2 separate regions of the Homo sapiens genome follow, and region 1 is linked to region 2. Evidence: chromatin contacts called from ENCODE Hi-C or POLR2A ChIA-PET data. All regions are on one chromosome and are shown on one strand. Each heading gives the region's core, a stretch centred on a gene start or an enhancer-like site at or near the end of the contact. The rest is flanking DNA. Distances are from core to core; before and after follow the strand shown.

What was found. Hi-C counts contacts between places; a loop is a spot of excess contacts on that map. ChIA-PET counts read pairs that join two places held with the same protein, here RNA polymerase II (POLR2A). Pooled maps may share reads with other maps.
Region 1: a pooled map shows a loop between it and region 2 (3-fold over the local background). The contact joins two enhancer-like sites. A Hi-C loop is called at or near these places in 1 of 168 maps with a recorded cell type or tissue (endothelial cell of umbilical vein), 3 of 37 single-sample maps with no recorded cell type and 2 of 50 pooled maps. POLR2A ChIA-PET finds 5 or more read pairs at or near these places in 1 of 52 experiments (activated T-cell).

The regions. Positions count from the first base shown.
Region 1 is chr6:16,202,279-16,207,689 of GRCh38, reverse strand. It overlaps the pseudogene RNU6-1114P. Among named protein-coding and RNA genes, the nearest start is that of GMPR, 34 kb to the left of the region's middle. RefSeq lists enhancers at 1,656-1,865, 2,076-2,165. Within about 2 kb of position 2,180, at least 9 of the 41 ENCODE cell types and tissues checked have a DNase peak (open chromatin) inside an H3K27ac peak, as active enhancers do.
Region 2 is chr6:15,946,260-15,952,494 of GRCh38, reverse strand. No RefSeq gene overlaps it. Among named protein-coding and RNA genes, the nearest start is that of LINC02543, 46 kb to the left of the region's middle. Within about 2 kb of position 3,039, at least 3 of the 41 ENCODE cell types and tissues checked have a DNase peak (open chromatin) inside an H3K27ac peak, as active enhancers do.

The sequences.
Region 1 (5,411 bases), core at 931-3,430, 260 kb before region 2:
AAAGAGTTTTTATAAGTTAGATAATTTTATTATTTATTTATTTATTTATGTGAGATGAAGTCTCGCTCTGTTGCCAGGCTGGAGTGCAGTGGTGCAATCTTGGCTCACTGCAACCTCCGCCTCCCGGGTTCAAGCGATTCTCCTGCCTCAGCCTCCCGAGTAGCTGGGACTACAGGTGCACGCCACCACACCTGGCTAATTTTTGTATTTTTAGTAGAGATGGGGTTTCACTAAGTTGGCCAGGCTGGTCTCAAAGTCCTGACCTCAGGTGATCCACCCACGTTGGCCTCCCAAAGTGCTGGGATTAGAGGCATGAGCCACCGCGCCTGGCCAAATTAGATCATTTTAGAGCTGAAAAAGCTTAGAAATTATTAGTCCAATTCTTTCATTTGTTAACGGGAAAACGGAGGTCAGAGATGTTGAAGGACTTGCCCGAAGTCACCTAGTTAGTGGCAGAGGCTGTGTCACGGAGTCCATATCTCCAAGCTTTCAGGCCAGCATTATTTCCTGAGCATTGCACTGTCTCTTATGTCAGGACTCAATTATTACATTAAAAGTTCCCAATCAACTGTAATTTATACGGGCTTTTAGAATACTTATAAAAACTGTATAGTCTTAGTACGTATGTCAAAAGAACTTGAATATTCTAAATTAAGCCCCACATTTTTCAAGGAATTCGGAAGGGAATATTTCTTGCTCATTCCAGATAGTTGGTTACTTGCCACCAAATTGAAGAAGTGGCTTAGCAGAGATGGTTGCTCTCAGTGAAAGTGGATCCGTACTCATTATTTCTTCCTGGCCTTAGATGTCAGCAGCCTATTTTAATTCACTTAAACCTTCATGTGTCACATCCTGTCTGGACCTCAGGGTTTCTGGAAGAAACAGAAAATAGGATTCAAATAGCCAGGCTTCCGGTCTGGAATAAGGATGCTGTGGTGTAGTGTGCTGTGTTTACCACTAGAGGGCACCTTTTCCCTTGCTTTGGAATCGAGTTTTTCAGAAACTGGAGTTTGCAATCCTCTGTATCTGTCCCTGTGTCCACACGTTAGTAAATTTTTGGTGGCTCAAATGAAATGCTCTTCCCGTACAACAATGGCACTCTGCAATCCTTAACAGATGTGATTGCTGATGGGGATAGTTACAATTCATTCTAGTCAATTAAGAGGAAATTGATGAGGGTGATACTGCCCAGGGGTGAGCAGAAAGAAGTCTAAATGTTTGGATTGGAAAAGGACTAAGAAGAGCTAATACCCTATGCTTTGGTTGTCTGCTTTAGAAGGAAAGCGTTCAGAATAATAATATGATTTAACAAGACAAATAGGGCAGACATATAGGATAAGCCTCATCCTACACAGGTGTGTAGCTAGCAGCCACCTGGTACATTCAAATTCTACTGAGGAAGAAAGGCAGACAAATACTGGGTTTAAAATATCTATCTGGCCAGATTCAGTAACTCAGACCTGTAATTCCAACACTTTGGGACACCAAGGTGGGTGGACCACTTGAGCCCAGGAGTTCAAGACCAGCCTCGATAACATGGCGAGACTTCATCTCTACAAAAAGTACAAAAATTAGCCAGGTGTAGTGGCACACACTTGTAGTTTCCACTCTTTGGGAGGCCAAAGCAGGAGGATTGCTGGAGGGTGGGAGGTGGAGGCTGCAGTGAGATGTGTCACATCACTGCACTCCTGAGGCACTGGGCGGGGCTCAGCAGCTTGTTACAATGTTTATTTTAATTAGATTCTAGCAATTGCAGCCTGTGCAGTGTAGATGTCCTAGGGCTGCCATTGTCTGCCATTCAGGGAACTTGGAATTAGAGCTCTTTGCAGAGATCTTGTGGGCATTAGGGAGAGGAGAAGAGGGGATGGAGTTATGTTTGAAAGTATGAGGAGCCAGTGGAAAAGCTAGGTTCTTGACTATGCCTGATTGGCCAATGACATGGCCACAGTTTGGTAACTGGCTGTGCAGATCCAGATTCTGGGTAGCAACAGCCCTGTACATCTGGCAACACTATGGCGTGTCTCTGTGGCAGCTTATTTTGAGCGTCACGGCTATTACCCAGAGTCAGGAGTAATGTCTTTCATTCTGAGACATCTAAACCCCCAACCACAGGCATGTTTTCTTCCAGGGCAGAGGGCAAATGCAATTACATCTGTGACCAATTTGCACAGCTGGGAGCTCAGCCTCCTGACAGAAACATTTATTTGAGATTCAAGTCTCTAGGGAGCTGGGTCACCAGACAGGAAGTAAGGTCCAGCAAGCATGTGTTGTCTACTATGTGAATGCTTGTTAGGCTGGGCCAGGAGAACAAAACAAAACAACACAAAATGTCAACTTAAGCTTTTAGAAGCAAAAAATCAGCCTTTTCTGTCTACAAACCAGGTTTCTCAGGGCATAGAGGAAAATAAGAATATCCAAATAAGACGGTTGCCATTGACCCCAGTACAAACATAGCATGCACATGGGACATGGAACTCGTGGAAGGGGCAGCTGCCTGGGAGTCAAAGTCCTGGTTTCCAGTTGTGGTTCTACCACTGTGAACTGTGGCATCCTGGGCAAGTCACTTTGCTCAGGCTTTTTATTTTGCAGGATTTTTGTGTCATTCTTGCTCAGAGGCCATGGTAGTCTTCTCCGTATCATTCCAATTTTTAGTATATGTGCTGCTGAAACGAGCACTTTTTTCTTTCTTGCTTGCTTGCTTTTTTTTTTTTTTTTTTTTTTTTTTTTTTGAGACTGGGTCTCACTCTGTCACCCAGGCTGGAGTGCAGTGGTGCGATCACAGCTCACTGCAGCTTTGACCTCCCAGGCTCATGCAATCCTTCCATCAGCCTCCCCAGTAGCTGGAACTACAGGCCTTTTCTGGAGCTGGAAGATAAAGAAAACCAACATGAAAGCATTGAATAGACAAATCCAGAGACCAGCCTAATGATTCTATTTAGTATTTACCCACAGGACAATGTCTCTGGATTGTATTTATTTATATTGTCTCCCAATGGCTTTATTGAGACATAATTCACAGATCATACAATTCACCAATTTAGAATGTACAAGTCAGTGGCTTTTCATATATTCATAGAGTTGTGCAGCCATCATCACACCAATTTTAAAACATTTTTATAACCCAAAAAAGAAACCTGCCACACTCCTTATTTATCAGCCATCACTCCTCAGGGCCTTCCCTGATTCCTTCCAGCCTTAGGCAACCAATGATCTACTCTCTGTTTCTACAGATTTGCCTATTCTGGACATTTCTTATAAATGGAATAATACAATATGTTGTCTTTAGTGACTGGCTTCCTTCACTTAGTGACTGATTTCCTTCACTTAGCATAATCTTTTCAAAGTTCATCCATACCGTAGCATGTATCAGTACTTCGTTTCTTTTTACTTCCAAAAAGTATACAATTATATGGAAATACCATACTGTGTTTATTCATTTGTCCATTGATGGACATTTGGGCCGTTTCTACCTTTTAGCTCTTATGAACAATATTCTGTGAACACTGGTGGACAAGTTTATGTGTGAACATATGTTTTCATTTCTTTTGGGTATATACCTAAGAATAGAGTTGCTGGCTCATACAGTAACTTTGTGTTTAACCTTTCATGTAACTGCCAGACTGCTTTCGAAGGCAGCTGCACCACTTTATTTTATTTTAAAAAATATGTTTATTTTAGATTCAGGGAGTACATGTACAGGTTTGTTACATGTATATATTGCATGATGCTGATTTGGGTTTCTGCTGAACCCATCACCTAAATACTGAACATAGTACCTAACAGGTAGTTTTTCAACCCTTGCCTCCCATCCTCATTCACCACTTTGGAGTTCCCAGTGCCTATTGTTCCCATCTTTATGTCCATGTGTACCCAATGTTTAGCTCTGACTTATAAGTGAGAACATGTAGTATTTGGTTTTTTGTTTCTGTGTTTAATTCACTTAGAATAATAGCCTCCAGCTGCATCCATGTTGCTGCAAAGGACATGATCTCATTCTTTTTTATGGTTATATAGTATTCCATGGAGGTGCACAATTAATTATATATTCCAATGAGCAGTGTATGAGAGTTCTAATTTTGCCACTTCCTTGTCAATACTTGTTATTTCTGTTTCATAAAAATTTTAGCCATCTTAATGGGTGTGAGATGACATTTAATTATGGTTTTGATTTGCATTCCCTGATGGCTAATGATGTTGAGCATCTTTTCATGCACTTATTGGCCATGCATTTATCTTCCTTAGAGAAATGTCTATTTAGATTTTTGCCCATTTTTTAGTTATTTGGTGTTTTGGTGTTGAGCTGTGATACGTGTAATATTATCTGCACATTTTTTCTCTTATTCATTGTAGGCTTGTCTCTTCATTTTCTTGATGGTGTCTTTGGAAGGACAAAAGTTTTTTAGCTGAATTGTGTGCAATTAATCTATTTTTTTCTTTAATTGCTCATGCTTTTGGTGTCATATCCAAGAAACCATTGTCAAGTCCAAGGTCACGAAAATTTACACCCCTGTTTTCTTCTAAGAGTTTTATTGGATTAACTCTTACGTTTTGGTCTTTTCTCTATTCTGAATTTGTACACATTGTGAGACAGGTCCAGCTTCATTTTTTTTTTTTGACATGTGTATATCCAGTTGTCCCAGGATCATTTGTTGAAAAGACTATTCTTTCTCCACTGAATGGTCTTGACACCCTTGTTGAAAGTCAATTAACTGTAAATGTGAAAGTTTATTTCTGGACTCTCAATTCTACTACACTGATCTATATACATCTACCCTATGCCAGGACCACACTATTTTGATTACTATGGCTTTGTACACATGTTGAAGTTGGGAAGTGTGACTCCTCCAATTTTGTTCTTTGTTGAAGATTATTTTGTTTTTTCTGGGTTTCTTGAATTTTGATATAAATTTTACAATTAACTTGTCAATTTCTGCAAAGAAATCAGCTGGGATTTTGATAAGAATTGCATTGAATCTATTGAATAACTTGAGGGTGTATTGCCATTTTAACAACAATAAGTCTTTTTTTTTTTTTGATTCAGAGTCTTGCTGTGTCATCCAGGCTGGAGTGCAGTGGCACAATCTTGGCTCACAGCAACCTCGGCCTCCTGGGTTCAAGCGATTCTCCTGCCTCAGCCTCCTGAGTAGCTGGGATTACAGGCACCCGCCACCACACCCAGCTAATTTTTTGTATTTTTAGTAGAGACGGCGTTTCACCATATTGGCCAGCGTGGTCTCGAACTCCTGACCTCAGGTGATCCACCCGCCTCAGCCTCACAAAGTCCTGGGATTACAGGCATGAGCACTAAGCCTGTGTATTGATCTTTTATCCTAAAACCTTGCTTAAAAATTTATTCATTTGAGCAGTTTTTAAATGAATTCCTTAGGTTTTATTTTTTCTTGTTAATTTTT
Region 2 (6,235 bases), core at 1,790-4,289:
ACATTATGATCATTTGAAAATGTTTGACCCTCGTGGAGCGTGGTGCTAACAGGTTCACAGGCGTAACTCACTAAGCACTTCAAAAGTGGTCAGCAGTGGGAGTGGCCAGTAATCTCAGTCCTGTTTGAAGGCAGAGTAGAGGTTACCCTGATACTCACAGTCTTTTATAAGGAAAAACCATTTTCCACTTTCATGCAGATTTAAAAAGTGGTAATAAGCTGTGTTTAAAAAAAAATCTAAACTAAAAACAAATAAAACTACAGAGACAGTCAAGTGGGAAAAAAAAATGTAGCCCACAAGATGGTAGATGGTGCTCTTTCAGGGATAATTGCAGAAATGTTCTCTTACAAACCAATAATTTGATTCCCACTGGAGCAAACCAGGAGGCCTCAGCCAGGACAACTTTTCCTCAATGTAAGAAATGTCTAATTCCTGCAAAAGTAGACTATTTGCCTAATTGGTGTGTGGGCAACTTGTGTAATAGTGTGTTGCATCCTCTTGTCCAGAATAGGCTGGACATACCCCACATCAGCTCCCCTCTGGAAACTCAAGTCAACACGACCATGGGGCAGCAAAAGTGCAGGCAGTCAGCACCTAGACAGGAGAGCTTGGAAAAGAAGACTCTGCCTCCAGGAGTTTAACACACAAATGTCCAAAGAACAGCTGGCCAACCAGAAAGGCCAAGCAAATGAAGGCTTCTGGTGGTTTCTTCCTCTCTGATTAATTACAAAAGTAAGCATTTTTATGGAGGAAAGTGAAAAATGAATTTTAATTGGCGGGGGTGGGGGGCGCTATGCAACTCCCAAGAGCTTAATTTAAAAAAATAGTTGACACCTGCCTCTTATGCTTTGGTATCTCAGTTTGAGATGCTAAAACTTGGCAGGTGTATTAGCCTGTTCTCACACTGCTATCAGGAACTACCTGAGACTTGGTAATTTATGAAGAAAAAATATTTAATTGACTCACAGTTCCACAGGCTTAACAGGAAGCATGACAGGAAGGCCTCAGGTAACTTGCAATCATGGCAGAAGGTGAAAAGGAAGCAAGCACCTTTTTCACGTGGTGGCAGGAGACAGAGCAAAGGGGGAAGTGCCACACACTTTTAAACCATCATATCTCATGAGAATTCACTCACTGTCAGGAGAACAGAAAGGGGGAAATCCATCCTCATGATCCAATCACCTCCTAGTAGGCCCTTCCTCTAATTCAACATGAGATTTGGGCAGTGACACAAATCCAAACCATATCAGGAGGACAGCATGGCATAGTAAAATTAGCAATGAACTTGGACATTGAAGATTGAGAAGGGACTTCCTCAGAAGGTCACGTGACCTCTTTGAGCCTTCATTGTTTCATCTAGAGCAAAGAGGTGTCAACGGGGCTCACTGACCCCATGTTTGTCAAGTTAGGTCCAATCTTGGCAGAAAGGGATGCCACAATCTACCAGCCATGAAACACAGTGTGGTGATTAAGAACACAGACACTAGAGCCAGACCATGTGAGCTAGAGTCCCAGCACACCACTTAATAGCTGTGTGACCGCAGGCACATTGCTTAACCTCTTTATGCCTCAGTTTCCTGATCTGAAAATAGAGACAATAACTCTACCCACCTCATGGTGCTGTTGTGAGGATTAAATGAGAGAATGCCTTGAAACTGCTTACAACAAAGCCTAACATATAGGCATGCCCCATTAGTGTTGTGTTATTATCAATTATAGTTATTTGGCTTATTCAGAATACTACAGAAAAGGAGCTAGATCCTGGAACGTCTTGGAAGCCATGGAAAGGATGATGGAGAGAATCGAAGTTAGTTGTAGGGAGCAAGGTTTTTCCTAGGAGAAACTGTCCAAAAATGTGCCACCCTGAGTACCTCTGTCTTAATCAGTTTTATATTGCTGTGAAGGAATACCTGAGACTGGGGAATTTGTGAAAAAGAGATTGACTTGGTTTACAGTTCTGCGGGCTGTACAAGAAACAGGTGCCAGCATCTGCTCCTGGTGAAGGCCCCAGGCTGCTTTCACTCATCGTGGAAGGTGAACAGGAGCCAGAGCTGGCTTGTGCAGAGATCATATGGTGAGAGAGGAAGCAAGGGAGAGCCAGGGGCTGGGGTAGGCTTTTTTTTTTTTTTTTTTTTTTAATAACCAGCTGCCGAGGGAACTAACAGAGCAAGAACTCACTACCTTGAGAACAGCACCAAGTCATTCATAAGGGATCCACACCTTGACCCAAACACCTCCTGTTAGGCCCCACCTCCAACAATGGGGATCAAATTTCAACATGAGGTTTGGAGGGGAAAAATATTCCAAGTATAGCATCCTCCCAGCAAGTGCATAAAATTCAATATGTGCAAAGCAAATGCATGATCTTTTTTATTCTTTTGGTGTCTGTTCCCACTGATCATCCTACTTGTAATGTACTTAAAACAGTGCATGGAACATAGAAAGCTGTCAGTAAATCAGCTGCTATGGTTGGGGTGGTGGTTGCTTTTAATATTAATATTAATAACTAGGATCATCCCTAGTCTGGCTAAGAAATAACACCCAACAATAAAGAGCAAATTAGATGATATGGGTGAAAGTGCTTTGCAAATAGGAAGCATTTTACAAAGATAAGGTATTATTATCTCCCTGCCTCAGTGAAAGTGATTAATTAGACAAATATTTGTAAAGTACAAACCACATGCTCTATTTTGTGCAGAAGAAATTGACGTGATCAGTGTTACCTTATCTGAACTTGATTCTAACAGACTCTTTCAGTCTAGAGAAGAATGACTGGCAGCAGCTTTCCTCAAGGCTGAGAGATTTTAACCTGCCTGGAGTTTGTGACGTCTGTTGTGATCCCGACAATTAACCATTGTAATGTTCACTGAATCAGGCAGTTGACACGGCCCTCTTCTTAACAGCCTGTTTAAATATTTAGAAAGGAGAACAATGAAACCTGAGAAGTGTGAGGACCTGCTTGGTTTATGATCAGCCCAATGTAAACATGAGTCTGGTGCAGGAGAGCCCCAGGAGGCAGGTCTCCAAGGTCCCCCAGCCTATGGGACGACTCCAGGCTCAGCTTTGCACCAAGCAGACACTTGACACTATGCCAGACGCTATCTAGGCAGCTCCTTAAGCTGAGTAATGAGACTTGGTTTTTTGGGGACCTTTAATTACCAGTTTAATGTACAAACACATTTCTCTCCAGAGATGTTCATTCAGGCACAGGCTTTGTTCAAAAGGAAAAGCAAGTTGCTTCCTTTCCCTGGCTGAGAAGACACGGATCCAGGGTGATATTTATCTAGGATTGGTGAAACCCACCCTCCTCCAGCTCTGACACACTCACAGAGTACTCACATTCTTACTCTCTCACCCAAGAACTCATTAAGTCTCTGATAATGTCTGCGGGGTGACTCTCCCCTTGTTTCATCTTTATTCTACCTATATGATGTAAATAATAACTGTGTTTAGAACATTGTTCGGGGCACTATGATGATTTACAAAGCAAGAAAACATGGATTCATCACTTTCCAGGAGCACGGGGTCTAATATAGAAAGTGAAAAAAAGTCTAATATAGGAAGAAGTAACGTAGTCCAACTGCCTGAACATGTTTCTATTTGTTCTTAAAAGGTTTTCTTGCAAAAGATAATGGAAAGGGGCAGAAATAATCATACTACTAGTAGTTATCATTGATTGCATACCATTTTCCAGATACTGTGCTGGGTCTTCTTCCTAAAGTCTCTTTAAATCCTCACAAAGACCCACAGAGTAGGAGCTATTTATCACCATTCCCATTCAGTGATAGTTTTCCTAAGATGAGTTAGTAAGTGGTGGAGCTGGACTGTAACCCTAATGGGAAGACTTTATCTCTATGCTCTACTCTCTCAGTTTCTTGACATATATTCATTAGTTCATTTGACAAACTTTTGAATGAAATTTGAATGTGTCAAAGCATTAGGGCTAAAATATGAGAAAAGGCAAAATTTTAAAAATACACGGGCCGTGGTGGCACACACCTGTAATCCCAGTACTTTGGGAGGCCAACGTGGGTGGATCATCTGAAGTCAAGAGTTCAACACCAGCCTGGCCAACATGGTGAAACCCTGTTTCTACCAAAAATATAAAAATTAGCCGAGTGGTAGTAGTGCCTACCTGTAATCCTAGCTACTCGGGAGGCTGAGGCAGGAGAATCGCTTGAGCCTGGGAGGTGGAGGTTTCAGTGAGCCGAGATCATGCTGCTGCACTTCAGTCTGGGTGACAGATTGAGACTCTGTCTCAAAAAAAAAAAAAAAAAGAAAAGAAAAGAAAAGAAAAAAAAGCTAGTCCTGCTCTTTTGGAGCTTCCGTTACCCACACACTACATCTGCTACCCCCATGTGGTGGCCCTGGTGGTGCATTGCTCAGTCTCACTTCAGAACAATCTGCTTGGTGGAGGGGGCTGGTGGACAGCCTCCATCAGCTGCATCTTCAGATTGGCTGCAGTTTTGTGCAAGGCCATGATGAACACTACAGGGTACCAGAGGCCAACCATTCCTGCCCTCCTTGGGACCCCCAGTGGGCCGTCTTTCCTCTGGAGCTCCCCCATCAGTCTGGGGCTGCTCTCTGAAGCTTCTCCCACCCAACCCTCCTTCCTGTGCCTCTCCTGTCACAGGTGTCAGCCCTGCATCCTGGTCTGAAGACTTTCCCCACCCACTCCTGCTACTCTCCCCTTTACCCTCTACAATGTTACCCCAATAAATCTCTTGCACATCAAACTCTATCTTGACATTTGCTTTTCAAAAGACTCAAACTGGAGTCCTCTTTCATGCTGCATCACTGGAAACTGCCTGCTTCTGAAATCAGGGATTCAGACACCCACCGTCTGACCACAGACACTAATCCTGCCAGCTTGCATGCTCAGCCTTTCCTGATTTGGTCTGATCTTCACCTGCTCAGGTCTTCCTACTCTTAACCTACCTCCACCTTTCTTTACCTCCCTATTTGTCTGGCTTAGTTAGCTAAGCCCACAGTCCCTTAGTTTCATCATTTATCATTGGGTATGATTGGCAATTTGCAGGGGATGATTATTTGTTGTTAGGTACCCTCTTCCACATTGAGGGCATTTAGCATCCCTGGGTCCTGCCCACTAAATTCCAATATGCTCCCCTTCATTGTGAGAACCCAAAACAGCCTTGCCTACTTCCAGACACCACAGCAGGGTGCTACCATCCCTTCTGTCACTGAGAACCTCTGATTTATTCTCTTGTCCGTTTCCATTGCCTATTGTCCTTCCATCATAGCGACCTGAAAACACCCCAAGCCTGCATGACTAGAGCTGACCACCTGTTCCCTGGCTGTGAGCAAGTGCCCAAGTACTGCCAAGCACAATCTTGCAGTTGTACAGATTGATCCCACTGTCAGTTCCTGGTCACTAAGCCCAAGCAGGGCCCCAGTGCTGATGGCAATCTAGTGAGCTTGCCCTTTCATTCTCCAGGATGACCATTAAGACCTTCTCCACTCTCCCAAAATCTCCAACTCTCACCCCCTACAAACCTAGAAAGAGAATTGTGTCTGTTACTGCACAGACTAAATACCACAGTCCATCTGTCCTCCCATTCCTGCCCACAACAGCTAATCCCTAATGCATCTGCTCTCTCTGCCTCATCCTTCCCTCCCGGCGCAGTGGAAGAGTTGTTCTCTCTTCTCTCTAGAACCATCTCCCCCATCTGGAGCCCACTACCTCCTACATTTGCACAACCATTGAGGTGTGTAAGCATTCCCTCTTCCCTAAGTCTTCCAATTTCACCTCCTAACCATTCAAACATGTGCTTCTTTCTCCCATATAAAAAAAAAAATTAACCAAGCGTGGTGCCTCACCCCTATCATCCCAGCACTTTGGGAGGCTGAGGCAGGTGAACCACTTGAGTCCAAGAGTTTGAAACAAGGCTGGGCAACATAGTGAAACCCCATCTCTACAAAAAACACAAAAGTTAGCTGGGTACGGTGGCACGCACCTGTGGTCCCAACTACTTGGGGGGCTGAGGTGCTAGGATCACTTGAGCCCAGAGGCAGAGGTGCCAGTGAATCATGATAGCACCACTGCACTCCAGCCTGGATGTCCTGGATGACAGAGCGAGAATCTGTCTAAAAAAAAAAAAAAATGCAAAAATTCATCATTTAGGTAAAATATGCAATACTACCTCACATAACACCTCACTAACGTTTCATGATGAGGAGTGGCTTAGCTTGACTAAAGATTCTTTATAAACTCTCC